3 separate regions of the Mus musculus genome follow, and regions 1 and 2 are each linked to region 3. The links are chromatin loops, found by intact Hi-C in ENCODE. Cell type or tissue: gastrocnemius. All regions are shown on one strand.

Region 1 (8,000 bases), 63 kb before region 3:
GAGGCTAGCTTCGGTTAAGATCCTGACTCAAAGAAAAATAAACGCTAGTAGGGGGAACCCCTCACAAAAGTCACAGATTACATAATCCCATTCCTACCATACTCCCTCTCGAGGCAGAACTAGAAACAGAAAGTGGAACAGAAGCTGGCAGGCCTGTGGCAGGGAGTTTTGTGGCTTCTGCCCAAGGCTATAAAAAAGCCTGACAATCCAGGGTGGTCACAACTCCTTGACACCCTAAAGCACAGAGAGTTGCACTGCTGGGCGTACACTTGGAAACAGTTAAAACAATTCTGTGTATGTGCACACGTGCCCGAGAGCCAGAGCGAAAAGATGAACCCATGTGTGGTGGCACTCAGGAGTCAGCCTGACACAGGCTATCCACCTCCCTGGAAGCCGCCTGAAGTTCACCAGTCAGGCTAGGCTTACTGGGCAGTGAGCCACAGGCATCCCCCTGCCTCCACTCCCCAGTACTGGGATTACCAGTGTATGCTGCAAATCTGTCGCTATCATGTATGGGTGCTGACAAATCAAATGCAGAATGCAGGCTCTCATGTTTGCCAGGCAAACGTTTTACCGACTGAGCCATCTCCTTAACCATTTTCTTCCTTCTGTTTTTTTCTTTTTTTTGGAAAGTGTTTCACTGTGTAGCCCTGGCTGGTCTGAACTCACAAGAGATCTGCCTTCCTTTGCCTTTTGGGTGCTAAGATTAAAAGATTAAAAGGTGGCTAGTGCCACCATGCCCAGCCTTAAAAAAAATAATAAATGTGGTCTTTGTATGTATTTTCCAGTTTAAAATAATGGATACAAACTCAAATCACTGAACTCTGCACATTAATCAAGGACACTATACAGTCCTAAACTGCATCTCAGTAACACCATTAAAAAGCAATCATGCAGCCGGGTGGTGGTGGTGCACGCCTTTAATCCCAGCACTCGGAAGGCAGAGGCAGGCAGATTTCTGAGTTTGAGGCCAGCCTGGTCTACAAAGTGAGTTCCAGGACAGCCAGGGCTAATACAGAGAAACCCTGTCTCAAAAAAACAAAACAAAACCAACCAACCAAACAAACAAACAAAAAAGTGATCATGCCCCAATAGGTGGGACACAGCACTTTAAACACTGCAGATGCAATAATGCTCTAGAGAAAACAGTATCAAGCCATGGATAGTGAAACTCGTCTACCATCAGGAGGCTACAGCAAGAGATCAGGAGTTCAAGGTCATGGGGCTGAGGGATGGATGGTAGGGAAGAACACTGGCTACTCTTGCAGAGGACCCAGGCTCTGTCGCTAACATTCACTTGGAGGCTCACAGTCATCTGTAACCCCAGTCCCAGGGAATCCAACACCCTCTTCTGGCCTCCTCAGGCACTGCGAGCATATGGTGTACATACATACACAAAGTCAAACACTCCCACATATAAAGCAAAAGGTGAGTAGATCTTAAAATGTTCACCAGAAGTGGTTGCGCATGCCTTTAATACCAGTGCTTAGGAGGCAGAGGCAGGAGGATCTCTGGGAGTTCTAGGACAGCCCAGTGTACAAAGTCAGTCCAGGACAGTCAAGGCTACATGGAGAAACCCTGTCGAGAAAAACAAAACAAAACAAAAGCCCCAACCAAACAAGCAAACAAAAAAAGATTCAAGGCCAGTGTGTGCTAACTAGAAAGACCTGTATCCAATATATATATATATATCAAAGGGCTGTGGATGTAGCTCACTGGTAGAACACTTGTCTAGCCAGTGCAAGGACTCTGTGGGGTGGGAGACAGGGGAACATTCTTATAATAACCCTACAGGAGAGACTGCAGAGCAATAACAAAGATTAAGAACTTTAATTTACAGTCACAATTAGGCAGAAACATGGATCCCAAGGACACTGGCATCTCAGCAGGAGTGTGGATAATACCTACCCTGCTCACGGTATCTTTGACAGCTGGGACAGGCAGGCGCGGCAGAGACGTCTGGAAGCTGTACAACATGGGCTTTCGACCCGAGAAGACCTTGACCATAGCCTGGAGATACAAGTTACGTTTTCAAAGATGAGGCTGTGTTAAAGAACCAAAGCCAGGGTTCAACTGCGTTTGACTCTCTGAGTGTTTTATGACAGAGCCATCCCTGGTCTACACCATCAGGCTCCGGTCCCACCGAGAGCTCAGCTGAAAAGAGAAGTCTTCTGGTGTGGCTGCCTACTGTCCTTCCCGATTCTGCAGGAGGGCTGTCTGCCTCCTCCTGGAAGGTCCTTGATTTGAGGCTGGTGCCCGCTCTGCACATAGGGAGTAGGATCAGCTGAGGTGCCTGACCCTCAAGCCACCCCCAGGGGCAGCAGTGTGTCCCTGCCCATCAGGTCAAGCAGCCTAGAGAGTGAGCTCCCCCCACAGCCTGTAGGAAGATTTTGCAGGCCAGCTATGGAAGGCAGCTGCCTCCTGCTGGCAGGAGCTAGGGCATCTCTAAGGGTTCAAGGTGTAGTCGGTGATTCTCATTTGCGATGCTCAGGAAGTGCTGGGACTCAGCTCAACAGCAGCCACAGGGCCATCCTAGAGGACACTGTGTTAAGCCTGTTGGTTAAGTTTTGCTACTCTAGACATTAAAAAACTAATATATAAGGTGGAAGCTGGTTTGTGAAAGATGGAGGCCAGGAGTGCGTGGTGGGCAGCAAAGGGACCTTGAAGACGTTCACAAGTGCGGGCATGGGGGCACACTGGCCCGCAAGTCAAGGCCAAGCTGACCTACTCCTCCCATGCACAAAGGAGGAGCTCCAGTAACAAGCATTTGAAAGGCAATGTTACCAGAACCAGATTCACTGAAATCCTTTACAAACCTTGGGTGCAGAAAATGACCTTTTCTTTATAAAAATCAGAAGCCAAGAGGGGTGACAATATGTGGGTGGGTGGGTGGGGGATATGTGACAGCCATACAATGGTGTGTGTGGGAAGGAAAGGCTGGGGTCTGAGTGCCAAAGAGGGAGGTCCCAGGAGTGATCCGTCATCCTCCTCCCCCTACTCCAGAGAGCTAAGCTTATAAAAGCAGCTCGTTGGGGCTTTGGATGTCCTTCCCTGGGCAGACGGCTCATCTGGGTAAGCCAGGCATGAAGCTCTGGGTTTGGTCACTGGCATCTCATAAACATCAGGCATGGTGGTGCAGGAGAACCAGAAACTCAAGGTCATCATTGGCTACAGTCAGGAAATGGCCAGCCAGGGTGACATGAGCCCCCATCTCAAAAACCAAAACTAAACAACAACAAAAGCCTTCACAACCAGTTATAATTTAACAAACACACATGTATATGGTATAACCCTCTCTCTCTCTTAAACATGGTGCCTTGGCCTTAAGGTCACGAAGAAATAGAGAACACTGACGGATTAGGGTAAATCATGTGATCTGACCAACTCAGAAAACCGTCTGGTGTCTGCCTGCAAAGTGGCCCCTAAGGCTACAAAGACCTCCTGGGTGGTACTTATGCTCAATATCCAGCCTGAACCACAGGTCACACAGAGGTGAACAGAGAGATGGCAGAACTCCCAGAAACCATTAGCAAAAGCAGCCCTGGCTCCATCCATGCAAGTGTCATGAGCCATAGCTCTCCCATAGCCAGAGGCTGGGGACAGGTTACACACCAAGGAACAGAGGAGGAAAGGTCTAAGGAGGCAAGGGTCCTGCTCTGACTCGGAGCGGGTCCCCTGGTGGGTGACGGGTGGTTACCATCCAGATTCTGGTGCTGCGGCTCATTTTGCCGTGCTCTGCAAACATCCAGCCATGGTAGGAGAGCAGCACCTTCAGCGAGTAGCGCATAGTCATGATGATCGCCACCCAGAGCCCTGTGCCAAAGAGGACGCCACTCACGATGTTCTTCGTCTGGCTTGACATGCGGCCACTGTGAGGATGGAGCAGACAAGGAGCTAAGACGTCAGCATGGAAGGTGGTAATGGCAGCTACCAGAAAGCGGGCTGACCAAGCACCCTCCCAGCGACAGGAGTGAGCAGGCTGCAGAAGAAGCCTGAGGGACCCCAGTTCTCCAAGCGCCCTGGCAGTCTCTATTCCTCTCAAAATGGGCCAGCCTTGGCTGGGTGCAGCAGAGTGGCCTGTCTCTGGAGGCCCAAGGAAGAATCAAGAGGCCGGCCAGCGACCTGAGCAGTCTTGAACAACACACAGTTTTTCCAGTCTCTGGAGGAATGGTGGAGAGGCTCCTGTGGGGCAGAGAGCTGCTCACGATGGCAACTGCTCCCAGTGGGTGGGACCTGCCAACTGCTGCTCAAAGGGATCCTGGCCCGTTTTCTTCAGATTATAATGCTTTGCCAGTCTCTCAAACATACTTTGCTAGCATTTGCTGGGTTTTGCTGTGCCCAGGGGTGAACTATGGGCTTCATGCTTTCTAGGCAGGGGCTCAACCCCTGAGTTATATCCCCAGTCCTCAGATATAACCTTAAATGCTGTCTTTATTTATAAGAAACTCAAATATCCCAGCAAGCTGGAGGCAGAGGCAGGTAGACCTCTGTGAGTTCAAGACTAGCATGGTCTACATAAGACCTTGTCTCAAACACAAAAACAGAACAAAACAAAGCCAAAAAATCCCCACATAAATAAAAATAAATAAATCTTTTAAAAAACTTAAAAGATTTTTAAATAGTTAAAAATCAAAGTCACCGACTATGAAAGAAAACTCAAAACAAAGTGCTGCTATTTGAGGGGTTATTTCAGTTGTTTTAGAAAAGGAAAAATAGTGACAAAAATAAAAACTAGCCCTTCCCCTTCATGGCTCAGGGGACATCATGGAAGAAGGGGTGGAAAGGGTGCAGCCAGATGTGAACACAACATGGCTGCTGCAGACAAGACTCACTGAGAAGTGGACCAAGCCAGCTGGCCGACCAGGGATCCTCCAGCAGGGGGCGCTAAGGGAACTCAGCGGGTTTTTAAAAAGGTTTGAGTGGAGAGTTGGGATGGGTTAAATCAAGGTATCCTGTTGACGTGTATGCAATTGTCAAGGAACAAATAAAAGAGATCGAGTCTGGCTCAGAGGTTAAGCACACTGGCTGCTCTTCCAGTTATCTTAAGTTCAATTCCCAGCAACCAAATGGTGGCTGATCTATAATGAGATCTGGTGCCCTCTTCTGGCCTGCAGGCACATACATACATACATACACACATACACACATACATACATAATATATGCATAATATGAGGCTGGAGAGATGGCTCAGAGGTTAAGAGCACTGACTGCTCTTCCAGAGGTCCTGAGTTCAATTCCCAGCAACCACATGGTGGCTCACAACCATCTGTAAAGGAATCTGATGCTCTCTTCAGGTGTGTCTGAGGACAGCTATAGTGTACTAAAATAAATAGACAATTCTTAAAAACATATATGCATAATATGTGACTAACACATAATACATAAAAATAAATAAATCTAAAAGCAAAACATAACATAAGAGGTCCCAAATGATCAAAGTAGTAGCATATCTAACCTTCAGAGCTCTGATATTGGAAAACATTAACATCATGTGAGAGACCTATGCTCTGGAGGCCTCGCCTCCCAGAAGAACAGGATGGGTGCCTAGCACAACTGTCATTGGAAGATGCTTCCTCCTGCAGCTGATGGGAACAGATACACAGTGGCTCACACTCATCTGAAACTCTGGTCTCAGGGGATCTGATGCCCTCTTCTGACCTCTGAAGGCACCAGGCACACGTATAGTACACATACACACAGAATAAAATTTAAAGAAAAAATCCAAGCTGGGCATGGTGTCACATGTAGAGGCAAGTAGATCTCTATGAGTTCATGAGACAAGGTTGGTCAACATAGCAACATAGCAAGTTCCAGGACAGCCAGGGCTACACAGAGACCCTGTCTCAAAAAACCAAAAAAAAAAAAAAAAATCCAATAAGGACAAAAAAGTAATTTCACTTTCAGCTGTGCTGATAACCTCTATGGCCTTCCTTTCAGATCTCAGCAAACAAAACCAAAGCAGCCTAGGAGACACAGGCACTCCACCCACACTGGAAAGATGCTTCCAGAACAGCCCCTCAGGCTGCAAGTCTCTGAGCCTTCACCTGACCTTTCTAAATTTGAGCCAGACATGACCCAGTTTACGAAAATAGAGTCTAAGGGACAAAGAAACAAATCGTATAAAGACTGAGATTAAGCAAGGTTTTAGTAGCTGGCGTGGCTGTGTGCAATCCGGCTTTGAGACACACAGCCCATGTAAGAGCAAAGCTTGGCTGTTGGCCTCACAGCTGCCTTGGGCCTGGCAGCCAGCTCAACACTCAGGGAAGCAGGGTGAGCGTTCACAGGACTTTCCTCACCTCTCAGGACAGCACAGGTCCAGTCTTTAGTGACCAGCTCTGCCAGCTGCTTCTGAGAACCTAGCCCCAGCTCGATGTTCCAGGCCCCAGGCAGACAGGACCCTTGGCAGGATGCCTGGACAGGCATTTTTATCTTGTTTCCTACAGTTGCTTACAAAGGAATGACCAATGCTGCCAGGAGGGCTGGAGGCTGAGGAGCTGGCTGGCTTCTCAGTCACTCCTGGGTGTCTCAATCAGAAGGCAGGGCATGCAGACCCATTAAAGACTGACCTCCAGGATTCCCGAGCACCTATTCAAGCTGTCTTAAACATGCCACACTGCTGGGTTAAATCTGCTAGTTGCTCTGAGTCAGCAGAAACCAACTCCTCCAGCTGTGAGTGTTCCCTGGGGCCACTCTCTCATCTGTTTGCTTGTGCAATCCTTCCTAGCATACAGTATCTACAGCTGAACAACCAGGAGAGAGAGAGAGAGAGAGAGAGAGAGAGAGAGAGAGAGAGAGAGAGACAGACAGACAGACAGAGACAGACAGAGATAAGATCCCTGAGTTCTAGGCCAGAACAGCTGGAGCTATACGGTGAGACCCTGTCTCAAAAAAAAAAAAAGGAAGGAAGGAAGGAAGGAAGGAAGAAAGGAAGGGAGAAAGAAAGAAAGAAAGAAAGAAAGAAAGAAAGGAAGAAAGAAAGAAAGAGAACAGAAGAGAAGAGAAGAGAAAAGAAAAGAAAAGAAAAGAAAAGAAAAGAAAAGAAAAAGAAAAACCAGAAGATGGCCAGGATTTGTCCCTAGACAGGATGACATCTACTTTTTTAAGTTCCCAGAATAAACTAAAACTCAAAGCCAAGGAGTAACGCACTTCCCTGCAGGCATCTAAGCCACTGTGAAGGGGCCAAGGGCTGAGTTGTCCCTAAGCAATGACCGGCAGTAAGTTCAGAGGACCAGATCACTGGATGGACCAACTCCAGGGCAACAGCCACACTTGGAGCCATCTTCTGGGGCAGAGATGCCCTCTGAGGTCATCACTGTCTCCATCTTGACCTCAGGAGACAGACACCTGGAAGGCAGGTCCCCGTGCCTCTGCCACTCTTAGCCTAGTCTTCAGAAGAAGGGTGGCAGTGTCTGCAGACTTTCAATAGCAGGTCAGGAGGGCAAAGAGCATGCGGAAAAACAGCGATAGCATAGTTGTACTCAGACATTTCAGAGCGAGGACAGTCAACAGAGGTACCACCATCTTCTTCAAGATGCAGAGGGTGGAGGTGGGTTACTCACGTGGTGTCTAGGGTCCGATTGATCTTTGCAATCATGCCCAGGGAGGGGTCCACTTTGGTATGCATGGATGATATCACACCCACCACCACGATAAGCCAGCTGGAGGGACTCGCGGGGAACACACCAGTGATGATGCCATTCTGGAAAGACATGTGAGCTGTGAGCTGCATCCTCCCCGAGGTCACCATCACTACCTGTCAGCAGCCCTGTGGCAACAGGCAGTTGGGACATCAGGCAGCAGGGAGAAGGTGCCATATATGCAGGCCACCAAAGACCAAAGCCCAGTAGCTGTGTCTCTGCCTGGAGTCACAACTGCCTTACCTTTCTTTACACAGTCTATTCTCTCCCCTGACTTCTGAGCCCAAATGCATCTTGGAAGATTCTCCAAGAAAGGGACTCCAGGTTGGTAAAACAGCCAGGCCTGACTTACCATACAGGT
Region 2 (8,000 bases), 160 kb before region 3:
TGCCACCATGCATGTTGTAGAACTCACAGCTTGGGGGAATTGGTTCTCTTCCTAATGCTGCGAACTTTTAATACAGTTCTTCATGTTGTGGTGACCCCCTAGCCATAAAGTTATTTTTGTTGCTAATTCATAACTAATTTTGCTACTGTTACAAATTGCAGTTGTAATCTGATAAGCAGGATAGCTGATATATAACCCCCGTGAAAGGGTTGCTCAACCCCAAAGAGGTCATGACCCACTGATTGAGAACCATTGGTCTAAGGTATTGGATTCAAGTTGATGGGCAAGCCCCATCACCTGCTGAGCCTTCTTGCTGGCCGGGAGACCACCTCAAAAGCAGCAGTAGAAATTGTGGCATGTCATCTCTATTTGCATTGAGAATGTGTGTCGTCGTCGTCCCCCCCCCCCCTTGTTGCTGCCCTAGCAAGGCCTGTACTCTGCCCGTCACACACATGACTTCATGTTTCTCCTGGATTCTGCAGGTGTCTCCCACAGGCATCTCCCATGGTTCACCATGAGCAAGATCATGGGCTTCTGAGAATCCCAGCTCACTTTGGGCAGGATGGTTCTCTGCTTGTCTTTTTGCTCCTCGGCACCAAAAGGCGGGTGGTTCCTGATAATGGGGAAGGCACTACCAGAGCTGTGCTCCTGCTTCCTATTGGCCTTTTGCTGCATTTACTCATCCTGCTGGTCCATATTTGTAAAGTAGGATGGTTTAATTGTCCTGTGTTGGGGTCTACTACAGCCCATGTGCCAGGCTTGGTACACCACTTGAACAGGCAAGTAAAACTGGACAAGACTGCTCTTGATGAGGACCCAGATTCAATTCCAACCTCTTCAGGCCACTCACAACCATCTATGTGTAACTCAGGTTCCAGAGACTGTCCAGCACCCTCATCTCTGTGGGCACTGTAGGCACATGGGCAACGCACTGATGCACATAGAATTACCTGTCAAGAAGCAGCTCAGGCACACACGGGAACACATGAGGGCAAACAGGAATTGTGTGGTAACACACGCCTTTATTCCCCGCACTTGGGAGGCAGAAGCAGGGAGACCTCTGAGTTTGAGGCCAGCCTGGTCTACAAAGTGAGTTCCAGGACAGCCAGGGCTATACAGAGAAATTCAGGTGCTGGTGACAGCATGAAGCATTGGGACCTCTGCTGTCACTACTGCAAATGATGCACCCATTTGGAAAGTTGCTGAGCATTTGTTCTGGCTGTTGTGGAGGTGATTTCTTAATTATGCCAGCAAACTGCCTTATAATTCCACAGCTTAGATGCTCACATGACAACATGCCCACAAAATATTTGTCCAGAGAAATTTATTGTAACTTTACTGAGATAACTATCCAGTGACAAGAAAACAGGCAAATGACAGTGCAGTCACATACTGGAGTTCTTCCCCCCCCCCCCGAACCCCCAGGAATGAACTGTGATGGGTAGTATGCCTGAACCTCAAAGTGTAGTGTAAATGGAGACCTAGCATGTGCAGGTCTACCTTTCTGCAAAGCAATGGGGCAGACCATTTTATGGTACTATAAATAAGAACTCGCAAGGAGGTGTTCTTTCATTTTCTGCTGCCATTAGCAATGCTGCAGACCGTAAGTTCTACTGAGGTTTATCTTGGCTGTGATTCTGGTCCAAGGTTATGACTGCAAGAGTCCTAACAGCCCCAGGCATCCCGTGGGGGGGGGGGGGGAAAGAACACGTGTATGTGTCCTTTTCTGGCCTCCTCAGCTAATGGGGCTGCACCCTTGTCACATCATCAGATCTTAATCTCTCTCTCTCTCTCTCTCTCTCTCTCTCTCTCTCTCTCTCTCTCTCTCACTCACACACACACACACACACACACACACCAGGCTTCATCCTTAGACACTAAAGTCAAATCAAGCCCCTCCACTTCCCCCTCAGTGGGGATTCAACTCAAAAATGACTTTTAGAGGACACACCTGGCTCAACCACAGCAGGAGGCTTGGCAGTAACGGGCGTTGGAGCTGATAACATTTGCCACTCTTACCTATGCTGAACTTTGTGTCAATACAATCGTTGGCGATCTCTAAATGGTCCTGTGATCATTTCCATCTGAGGCAGAATCTACACTTCCTCTGGGGTCTAGCCAGAGAACTGCTGTTAAAGAGACAAAGCTGTGGTTGCAACAGATGGCCGCTGTGTAGCAGGTGCTGTGCTGTGTAGCAGGTGCTTGACTCCCTTGGTGAGCTGGAAACACCTGCCCAACACCGGCTCTCTCGAGATCTCATCTCCTGCTCGTGGGAAGGAAGGGCTTGACTGCCAGCACAACAGAGCAGTGACAGCCACAGCAGTTGAGTTGACAGGCCAAAGCTAAAGGGTAGCAAGGAGGCCACTTGCTTAACTGCTGAGGAACCAGTGATCAAATGAGTCTCCAGGACAAGAACAAGAAAAGAGAGAAAAAGTAGAGAAAAGCTGAATAGTCCAGGCTGAAAGATAGGAAGCTGGGAAAGCCACAGAAGGAGAACTGCAGGCCCTAGTTGCTGGAGGAATATGGAAAAGTTGTCAAGCCTTTAGAACCAACAAGCCGCTGTCAAGCAAGGGCTGAGCAATTCCAGTGTCTAGGTTTGTACCAAATACGGAGAATCAATGAATCCCCCTGGACCTGCACAAGAACTGTAACACTAGAGGGCGCCATACACTGGTGTTCTGTCTGCGCCTGTTCTTTGTTGTCAAATGCTAACCATATAAAAAGCTGCTGGAGCACTTTGGAGCATCTCCCCAGACACCTGTAGTTTCCGAGCAAACAGAAGAGCCATAGTCAGGAAGCTCTCCAGTTCAAGGCTGGCCTGTGTACATAGTGAGAGTTCAACCCACATTGTACTCAGTGGTGAAAACCTCTTAAGTTTGCCGTGTCAGAAACACAGCTAGTACTTCTATTACACACAGTATTGAACATTCTCATCAGAGCAATTGGACAAGAAAAACCAAAGGCATCAAGCATCAAAGGAAGAATGGGGAGCAGGAGACCTCAGTGGGTAAAGCACTTGCCATACAAGCAAGAAAGCCAGTGTTCAGATCCTCGGAAGTCATACAGATGCCAGACAGGTGTGACAGCGTGCCTTGTAGGTCAGAGGTGGACTCTCCAAGCTGACTAGCTAGAAGGGTCAGATCAGTGAACCCTGGATTTAACTGAGACCCTTCCTAATGGGTAAGATGCAAGAGTGAACAAGACCCTTGACATCAACCTCAGACCTCCTGAGTACGCATGCAAACACATGCTGGAGAACAACTAGTTTTGGTTTTGATTAATTTTTAGTAAGTATACAGCAAGCCAAGGTAAGGGAATAAAGAGAAAATAAAAGATCATCAGATCAGGTGCTCAAAACTTGTAGGAGGCCGGGCGGTGGTGGGAGGCAGAGGCAGGGGGATTTCTGAGTTCGAGGCCAGCCTGGTCTACAGAGTGAGTTCCAGGACAGCCAGGGCTACACAAGAGAAACCCTGTCTCAGAAAAAAACAGAACAAAACAAAACAAAAAAAAAAAAACTTGAGGAGACAGTAGCTGGGGAGTCCTGTTAAGACAGCCTATTAAATCACCTGTTTGCAGATGTTATGGTTTGTATACAGAAAACCCTAACACCCATACAAAGCTTCTAGAAGTAGTAGGTAAACTCAGCAGAGCATCAGGGTACGAAAGACAACACACACACAAGTGGGGATAGAGAGGTGGCTCAGTGGTTAAGGGCACTTGCTCTTGAGGGGGACCCAGCTTCAATTCCTAGTACCCAGCTCACAACCCTCCCTAACTCCAGTGCCAGGGGACTCAGCACTGTTCTCCTGACCTCTACAAACGCAAGACATGCACATGGTTCACAATCATGCATGCAGGCAAAACTCTCATGGAGGGAGAGAGAGAGGGAGGGAGGGAGGCGGGGGAGGAGAACTTGTCTGTAACTGGGAATCAAGCCCAGGGCGATGTACGTTAAGTGCTCCACCACTGAACTGTGCTCCCTGTCCTTTCTCAGTGTCCAGTGGCTGGGTCTGCAATCTGAAGCCTTTACAGATGTCAGGGGCTGGCTAGCTAGGAAATGCTGGCCCAGGAGCAAGGCTATGTTAAAAGCACCTTGCACTATTTCTTGTACCTTGGTAGAAGGGAAGTGAAGGATCCAGATTAGTGGTTTTCAAAAGCCTCATTCAGCTTGTGGAGAAATATGCAGGCATCTTAGCCTCCTTGAGTGATCTTTTGACAAGGTAAGAAGCTTTTCTGCCCCATCCTTTCTCCCTGCAGCGAGGCTTTCTCTCATCCTGTGTCTGTGGACCTTGTTCTAACCCCAAGCAGTGGGCTTTGGGCCTGAGTGAACCAGTGTGCTGGGCAGGCAGTCAATAGGACACTAAGGATAGCTCGTGTCCATGCCTGTAGCATCTTCTCAGATTCTCTGCACCCCACTGCCCTGCACACCAGGGTGTAGAAAGTGAGATAGGCCCAGAAGAGCACAAGGATAGGGCTGAGAGTAGCTGGTACACTGGAGAACCTTGGTCATGCTTCCTAGCACTTCCTGGTCTTGCTGGAGCTTCCTGGCTGAGGAGGCATGGACTTCAGCTGTGGCCATGCACCCAGGCACTTCCTTTAGAGGTGTGCCAGAGGCATAGCGCCAAGCTGATAGATTCCTGCCTCTCCTATGCTGCTTAGGGCTGGTTTCCTTTTTGTTTTGTTTTGTTTTTTTCGGTTATCTCTTTGTTTATGTTCACCTCTTTTTCCTGGCAGGGAGCCACCAAGGCCTGTGCATAAGGACTTAGGGCGTGTACCTTGATTCTCACAAAACAGGTACAAGTGAGGGATTGTGATCCAGTTTATGCTCTCGTGCCTTGGCCATATTTCTCTGGCTTGTACTGAAGTCAGATAGTGTTCCAGTGAAATATTAGTTTGTTTTCTTAGATTCTTAAGACCAGGCTTGTACTGAAGTTAGATGGTGTTCCAGTGAAATATTAGTCTGTTTCCTTAGATTCTTAAGATCAAACATTTCAATTCTGTAAAAATATTTTATTATAGTTTTAAATTATGTGCCTAAGTATCTACAGAGGCCAGAAGAAGGTGGTGGCCCCCCTGAAGCTGGACTTGTGAGTCATCCAATGTATGTGCTGGGAATCAAACACCCAGGTTCTTTGTATGAGCAGCTCTTAACCACTGAGCCATCTTGACAGCCCCTATATTTTTTAATTTTCTTTTTAAAACTCTTTTCAGTGTGTAGTGTATATGCATACGTGCCCACATGTGCATTTTGAGGCCAGAAGCGATACTGGGTATCTTTATCATTTTCCATTGTATTTTTGAGATGGAGCCTTTGAGCCTAGCCCTTGCTGGTTTGTCTGACTGGGTAGTGAGCTGGAGGTCCTCCTTTTTTCTTTTTTTTCTTCTTTTCTTTCTTTCTTTCTTTCTTTCTTTCTTTCTTTTTTTTTTTTTTTTTGCAGGCCCCTCTCCTGCACTGGCTGGACAGCCATGTGCAGCCACAGCAGGCTCTTATGTGGGGGCTGGGATTAGAGTCAGATCTTTATGCTGAGATAGGTATTTAAGCAACTGAGGCATTTCCCCAGTCCCTTATTTTTCTTTAATTCTTTTTAGTCTGTAGATTTTTGGTCAAAGTAATGATATTTGAGTCCAACCTCTGACTTTGGGTAGAAAAAGCATTCTAAGCTGCCCCTAAATTGACCTAATGCATGGCCTCTCTTCTGTGATGAAGCACTGACCCAGGCAACTCATGGAAGAAAGGCTTTGTTTCATTTTACACTTCTGGAAAATGGTCTATCGTTGAAGGGAGTCAGGGCAGGATATCAACACAGAAACCACAGCAGAAGTCATGGAGAAACACAACTTACTGGCTTGCTCTCCACGACTTGCTTCCTTATACCATTGTGGGTAGAGCTAAGCCCTTCCCCATCAATCAACAATTGAAAAATGCCTACAGACAGGATCACAGGCCATTTTTGATGGAAACTGTTTCTTAGGTGAGGTCTTCTCTTCACAGGTGTCACAAGTTTGGGTCAAGCTGACAAAAAAATAAAATAAAATAATCAGGACAATGTACTCTTAAGAGTTGATGCAGGGGGCTAGAGCGATGGCTCAGTTGGTTAAGAGCACTGACTGCTCTTACAGAGGTCCTGAGTTCAATTCCCAGAAACCATATGGTGGCTCACAACCATCTGTAATGGGATCCGATGCACTCTTCTGGTGTGTCTGAAGACAGCTACAGTGTACTCATATAAATAAAAATAAATAAATCTTTTAAAAAAGAAAGAAAGAAAGAAAGAGTTGTTGCAGGAGCTAGAAGGATGGCTCAGCAGCTAAGAGATAAATGCTGCAAAGGACATGAATTCAATTCCTACCACCCAGTCAGGAAGCTCATTATACCTAGTGCTCAAGCTTCAGGGGACTCAGCGCCCTCTTCTGGCCTCCTCAGATACCTGCATGCACTGGGACACACACACACACACACACACACACACACACACACACACACACACACACACACACGTCTGTTACCTGGATGCCCTCAGGAAGCCATCATCAGCGCCCTCTTCTGGCCTCCTCAGATACCTGCATGCACTGGGACACTCACACACACACACACCTGTCTGTTACCTGGATGCCCTCAGGAAGCCATCAGTTCCAGAAACTTCCAAACCATGATCCACAATCTTCCTGAAGACCCATCAAAGAGGATGAAAATGTGAACTGAAGTTTTCAGGGAGAACAAAAGGCCACTCCTCTGCTTAAGGTGCCACAGAGCTCATCAACTGCTCATGACGTCTGTGACTGGAGCTGGAGAGATTGCGTGAGGGTTAAGGGCACTTGTTGCTCCTGCAGTTGACCTGATTTATGTTCCCAGCACCCAGCTGGGTGGTTCACAGTTGCTGCCTAACACCAGCAGAACACCAGAGTTCTGCTACCCTCTATAGTCCATGCTTATGGTGCACACTCCAATGGGCAGGCATGCACAGAGACACAGAAATAGAAGTCAAATCAACACTAAGAAGCAGAAGAAAATACCCTCTGTACTTTCTGTCCCTTTAGTGGTCCAGATTGAACCAGGGAGGACATTTGTATGGCAGGAAACCACCTGCTCAAGTTGGGAAGCATTTCATGGAATCTTCAGTCTTTTGGTGGTGGTGATGGTGGTGGTTTGGTTTGGTTTTACCTTTCAAGACTGGGTTTCTCTGTGTAGCCTTAGTTGTCCTAGAACTTGCTCTGTAGACCAGGCTGTCCTGGAACCCAGATATCCACCTGCCTCTGCCTCTGCCTCTGCCTCTGCCTCTGCCTCTGCCTCTGCCTCTGCCTCTGCCTCTGCCTCTGCCTCTGCCTCTGCCTCTGCCTCTGCCTCTGCCTTTGGAGTGCTGGGGTTAAAGGTGTGTGCCCCCATGCCATGTGGGAATCCCCAGTCTTCGGTGTAGCAAATGAGCCAGTTACTTTGAGTCTCTCTCCAGTCACCTGGATGCAACTTGCTAGCCACACAGAAGGACTTCAGACAAAGGGGACTGGGTCACCTTGAGTTCTTTTATTATGACTGCGGCTTACTTGGAATGGAGGCACTGATTTACGACAGAAATGTCATGTAGGTTTTCTAAAATTAAAGTCCATTAAACTTCTTAAAAATACAATTTAAAAGTGCTTCTGTGATTATGGAGGGTTAGAATGTTGCAAGTCAGAGACACATAATCTTGGGCTATCTTAGGCTCTGTCCTAAATGTGTTCCCTGATGCCATGACAAAATATTCTGACAAAAAACAACTTTAAGAGACAAGTAGGGTTTTCTCAGCTCTGCAATCCTGGGCTATACAGTCCGTAATGTCGGGGAAGTCAAGGAGGCCTGAACCTTGAGGCAGCTGGTCATGTCCACCATCAAGAATAGAGAGAAGCTGGGCGTGGTGGCGTAAACCTTTAATCCCAGCACTCAGGAGGCAGAGGCAGGCGGATTTCTGAGTTCGAGGCCAGCCTGGTCTACAGAGTGAGTTCCAGGACAGCCAGGACTATAAAGA
Region 3 (8,000 bases):
GTTGTCTCTTGGTATGCATGGTGGTTCAACACAGTGGGATTTTTATTCTGTGTGTGCTCTGTGTATTTGTGGTATATGTATGTGCATGTTCATGTAGGCTTGCATGTGCCACACACTGGTGTGGAGGCTGGACGAAACAATAGAATCAGTTTTTTCCTTCTACCTTTTGTGGGTTCCAGGGCTTGAACCCAGGTTTTCAGCATTGTGCAGCCAGTGTTACTGAGTCATTCCCTGTGGGTTTTTTTGGGGTGGGGTGGGGGGTTGTTTGAGACAAGTTACATACTTTGACTGGCTTCAAATTCCAAGGATCTGCCTGCCTCTGCACCACAAGTGCTGGTATTAAAAGTGGGTGCCCCCAAGCCTGGCTTTCTGCTTCTGCCCTGGTTCTCCTACCTTTTAGGACAGGGTCTCACTAGCTAGAAGGCTCACTAGGAGCTATGTAGGCCAGGTTGGTCTTGAACTCAGAGATCTGAATGTCTCTGCCTTCTGAGTGCTGGGGTTAAAGACATGCATCACCACGTTCAGCTCTCTAGCTTGCTTTTTTTTTTTTTTTTAATATAAGGTCTCTCACTGTATTTGGAACACACAAACTCAGCCAGATAGGCTGTGAACCCTAGGGGTCCTCTCACCTCTGCATTATATCAGCAGTCATATTGCTGATGTATTGTCATGCCAAGCTTTAAAAATCACATTTACTTATTTGTGTGTGTGTGTACATGTCTTGGACACATGTGTGGCAAAGCATGCTTGTGGAGGTAGGAAAACAACTTGGGGAAATCAGTTTTCTTTTTCTACTCCGTGGGTCCTGGGATAAGACTTAGGTTGTCGATACCTTTACCTGCTGAGCTGCCCGGCGGTCCACACCTGCTGTTTTATGTAGGTAATGGGGATTCAAACTCAAATCCCCATGGCTATGAGTCAAGCAGGGCACTGACTAAGCCATCTGCTTGCCCCATGCTTTTACTTTAGAACCCAATGATCCTTGCTCAGAAATCATTTCCTAAGACAATGAGGTAAGATGCTGCCAGCCATTAGCATTCACCAGCACCTTGGGCTCTTGGATCTCCAGGACCAACCCCCTCCTCGGGAGAACAGTCTCCCTGAAGCCATCGTCTGGAAGAAAAGGAAGGTGACATACCACTAGCCCTCAGGCAGCTCTGCCTCTGCACTGTCTCCCAGTTCTGCACTTGGAGCTGCTGAACCATCAAGCGGCAGGGCGGTGGCTGACCCGGATGTGGGTCAAAGGGCACCACACCTTCCGAATGTTCACCTGTTATCTTGGGGAGTTGCTGTGGGTTTGGGGTGTGGACACACTGGAGGAGAAGGCACAGCAGCTGCTGTTGTGAGCTCTGGTCCCCAGAGTTGTGTGCAAAGGGAAACTTGAAGTCCTGAGATATCTGGGACAGACCCTCCAGGTCCATCCATTTGCCTAGGAATTTCATAAATTCATTCTTTTTAATAGCTGAGTAATACTCCATTGTGTAAATATACCACATTTTCTGTATCCATTCCTCTGTTGAGGGGCATCTGGGTTCTTTCCAGCTTCTGGCTATTATAAATAAGGCTGCTATGAACATAGTGGAGCAGACCTGGAGGGCATCATCCTGAGTGAAGTAACCCAATCACAAAAGAACTCGCACAATATGTACTCACTGATAAGTGGATATTAGCCCAGAAATTTAGAATACCCAAGATATAAGATACAATTTGCTAAACGCATGAAACTCAAGAAGAACGAAGACCAAAGTGTGGACACTTTGCCCCTTAGAATTGGGAACAAAACACCCATGGAAGGAGTTACAGAGACAAAGTTTGGAGCTGAGACGAAAGGATTGACCATCTAGAGACTGCCATATCCGGAGATCCGTCCCATAATCAGCTTCCAAATGCTGACACCATTGCATACACTAGCAAGATTTTGCTGAAAGGACCCAGATATGGCTGTCTCTTGTGAGACTATGCCGGGGCCTGGCAAACACAGAAGTGGATGCTCACAGTCAGCTATTGGATGGATCACAGGGCCCCCAATGGAGGAGCTAGAGAAAGTACCCAAGGAGCTGAAGGGATCTGCAACCCTATAGGTGGAACAACAATATGAACTAACCAATACCCGCCTGGAGCTCCTGTCTCTAGCTGCATATGAATCAGAAGATGGCCTTGTCGGCCATCAGTGGAAAGAGAGGCCCATTGGTCTTGCAAACTTTATATGCCTCAGTACAGGGGAATGTCAGGGCCAAGAAGTGGGAGTGGGTGGGTAGGGGAGTAGGTGGGGGAGCGTGTGGGGGACTTTTGGGATAGCATTGGAAATGTAAATGAAATAAATACCCAATTAAAATTAAAAGTGAAAAAAAAATAAAATTAGCAAATGATTAGCTCAAAAAAATTTATATTTGCCTAGCGAGAGCTTAGCAGATAAGGAGTTAAGAGCGTTTATTTCTTGCCAGGTGACAGGGGCTTACGTCGTTAATACTAGTACTTGGGAGGCAGAGGCAGGTAGATCTATGTGAGTTCAAGGCCAAACTGGTTTACAGAATGACTTCCAGGACAGCCAGTGTTACATTCACAGGGCAACTCACAACTTCCTATAACTCTAGGCTCAGAGGACTCATTGGCCTCTCCGGTCTCTGTAGACAGCAGCACACAAATGGTCCAGATAAACTCACACATACAAATAAATAAGGTGTTGCAGGATATATGATCACACTGTGAACCCCACGATTGGGTTATTTACTGAAAAATCTGTTTCCAGTTATAGTGTGGCTCGGTTCTTAGCTCACACCTTTAATCCCTCTGGCTGGATTAAGTACATAGGCCCTTAGCACACACCTTTAATCCCAAACAATGAAGGTAAAGTTAGTTTGTAGAAGGAAGCACCCATGTTTGAAAGTGGCTTCTAATTGAGTAGCAGACAAAGTGATGAATCAGAAAAAGATTTGACAGAATAGCCAACGAGACAGGCCAGATTGAATCAGTTAGCTTTGAGACGCGTTTGAGCCAGAGCAGCTGAGTTGAACCAGCCTGAGTTCAGAAAGAACTAGAAAGGATGAGCTTATTCAGCAGCAAGTCTCAGAGGCTGAAAACACTCTAGGCCTCGGTGAGATTATAGAGTCAAGAAAATTCTAGGACTAAGTCAGCAGATGGAGACAGAAAGCCATGAAGACAACAATTACAACAGGCAAATACAAGTTACTTTTACAACAAGTAAATTAAATCTTTAAATTACACTGAACTTTTGTTTGGAGGTCAGAGGACAATTTTCAGGCATCAGTTCTATGTGTTAACTCAGGTTATCAGGCATGGCAGCAAGCCATTACCTGCTGAACCATCTCACCAGTCTGTAAGAGGTTATCTTAGACAAACAAGCTGGTGAGATGGGGACTTGCCACTTGAACTCAGACACTTCTGTTCCATCTTGGACACACATCCACTAATAGTAAAATTTAAAACCACAAACAAAAATAGTACTGGGGATGTAGCTGAGTTGGTAGAGCACTTGCCTAGCACACGTGACTCTGGGTTCCATCCCCAGCACTACAAGAATAAAGCCAAAGTGAGTGTGTGCATGTGCACCTGTGATACCAGCAGTCTGGAAGCAGAGGCAGGAGGATCAGACAGTCTAGATCATTATCTGCTACATACTAACTCTGAGGCCAGCCTGAGACACATACCATCTTAAACACAAAACAATGAAAGTATAGACACATATAAGCCACAGTCAAAGATTCTAGACCAATGGGCTCAGAGACACTGCTGAGCTAGCAGGAAGTTGGGGGAGAGTTGGTGTCCAGGATTCCAGCATGAGCTATGAACCGCAAGAGAAATTTGTTAGACACTGGGTTGGAGAGAAGGTTTGCTGGTTAAGAAAGAGCACACATTGTTCTTGTAGAGGACTGGAGTTCATTCCCAGTACCATGTCAGGCAGACATAACTGCTCTAGGAGATACGTAACATCTCTGTCCTCCTATGCAGACATACACACAGACAAACAACAAATAATACAAGAAGTTGGGTTGGGGGTGGCTCCGTGGGTAAAGCACTGCTGCACAAGCCTGGAGACCTGAGTTCAGATCCCCAGACTCATGTATGAGTCACGTGTTCAATCCCAATACACCTACAGGAGATGCGAGGTAGAGACAGAGGAGTCTCTGCAAGCCCCGTGGTCAGCTGGCCTGGCTTACGCAGTGGTGAAGAAACTGTCTTAAACGAGGTGCAAAGTAGGCCCGACTTCTGAGAATTGCTCTCTTTGGCATGCACTGAGGCATAAATACCCAGAGGGGTCTGTGTCTAACAGAGAGAGAGGGAGAGGGAGGGGGAGACATGGGGAGGGGGAGAGGGAGACAGAGACGAAGAGACTAATTGGTTGGATAGAGGTTGCGGGTTGTTGAGCACTTCACACCCAAGGCCTGTCTGCCACCTTCCTACCTGAGCCATGTCACAGTCAGCTGGGGCCTTTGAAAGAGGCCTGCTCTCCAGTAGCCTGCTTTTAGGCTACAGGGCTAGAGCTGGCCAGTGGGGTGCTGCCCTCTACTGCATACAGAAGGAGCTGCAGGGGAACCTGGCTGCTGGGTAACTGCCTCCCACCCAAATCCAAAAGCCCTCCAGAGTTGGGCAGCTGGAAGTGGTGGAACACACTTGCAATCCCAGCACTGAGGTTGAGATGGGTTTGCTTCAGGTTCAAGGCCACCCTGGGCTATGAGGAATAATACAGTGATACCTCCCTATCTCAAAAAACCTGAAAATCAAAAAACTTGAAAGTGAGGGTCACATCTTAGGGGCAGCAGGGAAAAGTAGGACAACTGTCACATGACTGGTCACAGGCTACTGCCACAGGAAAGGGCTGGCAGTTCCTGTGGATGGCCTGTGCTTCCTCTCTGATTCCATGCTTCTGGCTTGATCCTTAGAGCCTGTGTGACCTTCCTGGTGGTCTTCCCCCAAGGTGGGCCTGACTCACAGGGTCATAGCCCTTGAGCCCCAAACCGTTCCTAGGATCAGAACTCCTGCCTCACCCTCTGCCCTATTGTCACTGTGCTCCCCCCACCCCCTGGGGGGCTGCTGGAGCACTGACCCTGTACTGTGACCCCTGTCATAGAACCATGGAGGCTAAAGGAAGCAGCTGACACACAGATATCTCCCGGCCAGTTGCAGCTTTCCATCCTGGAGCAGCTTGCTTCATCCTGAGATAGGGTCAGAGAGCTCAGGTTAGCCCAGGGCTTACTATGCAGGTGAAGATGACCTTGAACTTGGGAATCCTTCTGACTCAGCCTCTGAGGGCTTTGCTAGGGCAGTAAGTGCACTGTCACCACATGCCCAATCCCAGCAGCTGTCCTGGTAACCCACTCCAGCTCTTGCCCACTTCTGTCCCAGGTGTGGGTCCCCTTTCTGCCTGCTACAGCTGCCAGGAATACCACCAGTCCGTACAAGCAGCAGGCTTGCTGCTAGGGCTCAGAGTGATGTTTATTCTGACGGCTAATGTACCCTACCAGGCAGCACGAACTGGCTTTAACAGCAAGTCACAGGCTCAGTCTCCTAAAAAATACTTTATTTGTTTTCATTGTCAGACAAGGTCTTGCTTTGTAGCCCAACCTAGCCTGGAACTTGTGATCCTCCTGCCTCAGCTTCCTGAGTACAGACGTGAATTTATTAGACATTTCAGAACTTCTTAGACATCGGCTCTGCAGTCACAGCAAACGAGGTGCAATCTCAATGGTGTTAATGCGGAGGATGGTCTGAGGGTTCACAATGACTGAAAGAGAGAACCTTGTCACGGGCTCAGTCTCATGTCCTTCAGACAGCAGTCTCGGGGCTCAGGTCAGTGCATTCTGCCTGGCTGCCAGCCTGGTCCCTTTTTCCTACTGTTTCTGTGATGTGGACTGACTGCCTCACTCACCGCATAGGCTCCACCCTCAGTGGCCTAAGGTTCAGGGTCTGCTCCCACAACCACACTGGCCCCAAGGCTTCCAAGGCGGGGTGGGCCTAGTCACTCTGAGTGAGGGATTGGGGAGGCTCCCCTTTAACACAGATTGTGGTTAGGTACTGTGGCTACTGACTGGGGTAGGTACGTGAAACTACATCTCACTGTCCAGGACTGCTTCACAATTGCCGCTGTTATTATTTTTGAGGGGATATGAGGGAGCCAACTAAAAATATTTGTTTAATTTGCATTTATTTTGTGTGTGCATGCAAGTTGTCACAGTGTGTCTGTGTGTGTCCACATGCAAGTGCTTATCAGAGGACAACTCGGGAGAAACTAGTTCTTTCCTTCAACTCTGTGGGTTCTGGTGTCAGCAGGTGTCTTCACCTGCCAGGCCATCCAATCGTCCTGGGCCTGGCTGGAGACAGGATCTTGCTTTGCTGTCCAGGTGGCTGGGAACCCTGCCTCAGCCTCCTCAGTGTGAGCACTAGACCTGGCCTTATCTGCTGCGATGTCACTCCCAGAGTCAGGCTCTGTAGCCATTTTGTGGTCCTGGACCCTGCCCTAGGGCCCCTCTGTTTTGCAGGGATTGACTGGCATTCTCTGGCCCTCTCACTGTTCATGGCTCACCTACTGCTTTGAGGATGTCAGATGTCTATGTCAGAACAAAGCAGGTAATAGGGAACAGGCCACACCTATTAGGGCCTCGTAATTAGGTGTTCCCTCAGGAAAGGGAGATCGACTCAGGGGCAAGGACACTGGTGTTCCCTCCGACCGTCCATGCTCCACCTAGCCTTGGCACCACACTTACCATCTGGCACTGCCCACCCATGGCTTCCACCACCACAGGGGATTCTTGCCTAGCCAGACCAACCACTGAAAAGGGAAGCAGTGCCCTGAGAAGTCACCCTTAGACTTCACCTGCCCTGTCCACAGGTCAGCAGCCTCATGACCCCACTCCTCCCAGCTGACATTGAAGCCCAGCTTGTAGCCTTCTCCTGTGGGTACTAGGCACTGTGACCTCACCCCCAGATACCCCTAAGCTGGCTCTTCCCCCAGCTTCTCTCCTTGCACTGGCTCCAGGGCGTTTTCAGCATCCTCAGGTTCCAGCCTGATGAGCCTCCTTAAAAGTCAGCCAGCTGGCCACGGCCTGACCACTCAGAGGATATTTGTATTTGGCACTTCCATGACACTGCTGGGGCCTACTAAAGGGCTAATGCAGGCAGCATCATCAGAAGGGAGGATGCGGACTGCCTGGTCTGACCAAGTGATTTCAAAGAGCACAGCTGGCTCCCCCACTTCCTGCAGAGGCCATGAACCTGTTCCTGAGCATCTAATCATGTCTCCCTTTGAATTATCTGTGACGTCATATGCACAAACACATGTGCTGACAACAGAGGCTGCCTGCCTTGTTGCTACCTCAGCCTGACTTGTGCAGAGTGTGAACTATTCCCAGCACATGTGGGAGCTGCTTCCAGTTTTCCAAGACAATCTAATATGCCACTGCTGTCCCCCAGTGTCTCAAGGTGGGTGCCATGCTGGGTTCACAGCTCTATGTGGCCTGCATGTTGCAGTGGGGCAGTGTGAGTCATCCTGGGCCCTTATCCAGCACAATGCTGGCACAATACCACCCTGGCATTGCCCAGCTACTTGGCAGGGAACATGGGCACAACCACGGTGTGCTGGGAGCACAGGGCCCCAATACACTGTCTCATACTTACTTTTTTTCTTCCTGAAGTTTTTCCTTTTCCTAAATTTCATGTTGATTTTGGGCCATGATTCTGTCTTTTCAATGACTGTGGCTTCAACTCGTACAAGCTCCTTTCTAGAAAGACAGGAAAGAAAGTACACTGTGACAGTGCTCCTCCTTCATTGCCTTTCAGTTTCACGCACAACTTGCGGAAGCTCCCCAGAGAATTCCTGGTTCTGCAGTGGGGTCTCATGCAGCCCAGACCAACCTTAAATTCTCTTTACATCCAAGGAATAAACTGACCTCTGACCCTCCTACCTCTGCTTCCTGTGTAGGGTCAATAGCTATGTGCCCCACATATGGGTCATTCATTTTGAAAACAGTGAGAAAACATAATGA

Evidence for each region. Hi-C counts contacts between places; a loop is a spot of excess contacts. Peaks named below come from ENCODE experiments on the same cell type or tissue, not always from the same donor. Only the 100,000 strongest peaks of a DNase experiment are listed, where the experiment ranks them.
Region 1: it touches region 3 in a loop (4-fold over the local background); 13 of 42 quality-filtered maps call a loop at or near these places.
Region 2: a loop joins it to region 3, with 5 times the contacts of the local background. A loop is called at or near these places in 22 of 42 quality-filtered maps.

What each region holds. Positions count from the first base shown.
Region 1 is chr19:3,352,186-3,360,185 of GRCm38, reverse strand. It overlaps Cpt1a (carnitine palmitoyltransferase 1a, liver), which reads right to left. Exons shown (of 19, transcript NM_013495.2): 3 at 7,562-7,701; 4 at 3,698-3,869; 5 at 1,909-2,010. Among named protein-coding and RNA genes, the nearest start is that of Gm36532, 21 kb to the left of the region's middle. In gastrocnemius, a CTCF peak has its summit at 4,870 (motif pointing right); a DNase peak (open chromatin) is centred at 6,366; H3K4me3 peaks cover 328 bases; H3K27ac peaks cover 2,034 bases.
Region 2 is chr19:3,446,064-3,454,063 of GRCm38, reverse strand. No RefSeq gene overlaps it. Among named protein-coding and RNA genes, the nearest start is that of Gal, 36 kb to the right of the region's middle. In gastrocnemius, a CTCF peak has its summit at 2,649 (motif pointing right); DNase peaks (open chromatin) are centred at 2,206, 2,664 and 4,655.
Region 3 is chr19:3,288,720-3,296,719 of GRCm38, reverse strand. Mrpl21 (mitochondrial ribosomal protein L21) reads right to left here. Exons shown (of 7, transcript NM_001347420.2): 6 at 7,633-7,736; 7 at 5,519-5,743. The coding sequence ends at 5,679. It overlaps Mir6984 (microRNA 6984), which reads right to left and starts at 7,800; the gene lies at 7,737-7,800. In gastrocnemius, a CTCF peak has its summit at 4,532 (motif pointing left); DNase peaks (open chromatin) are centred at 4,517 and 7,510.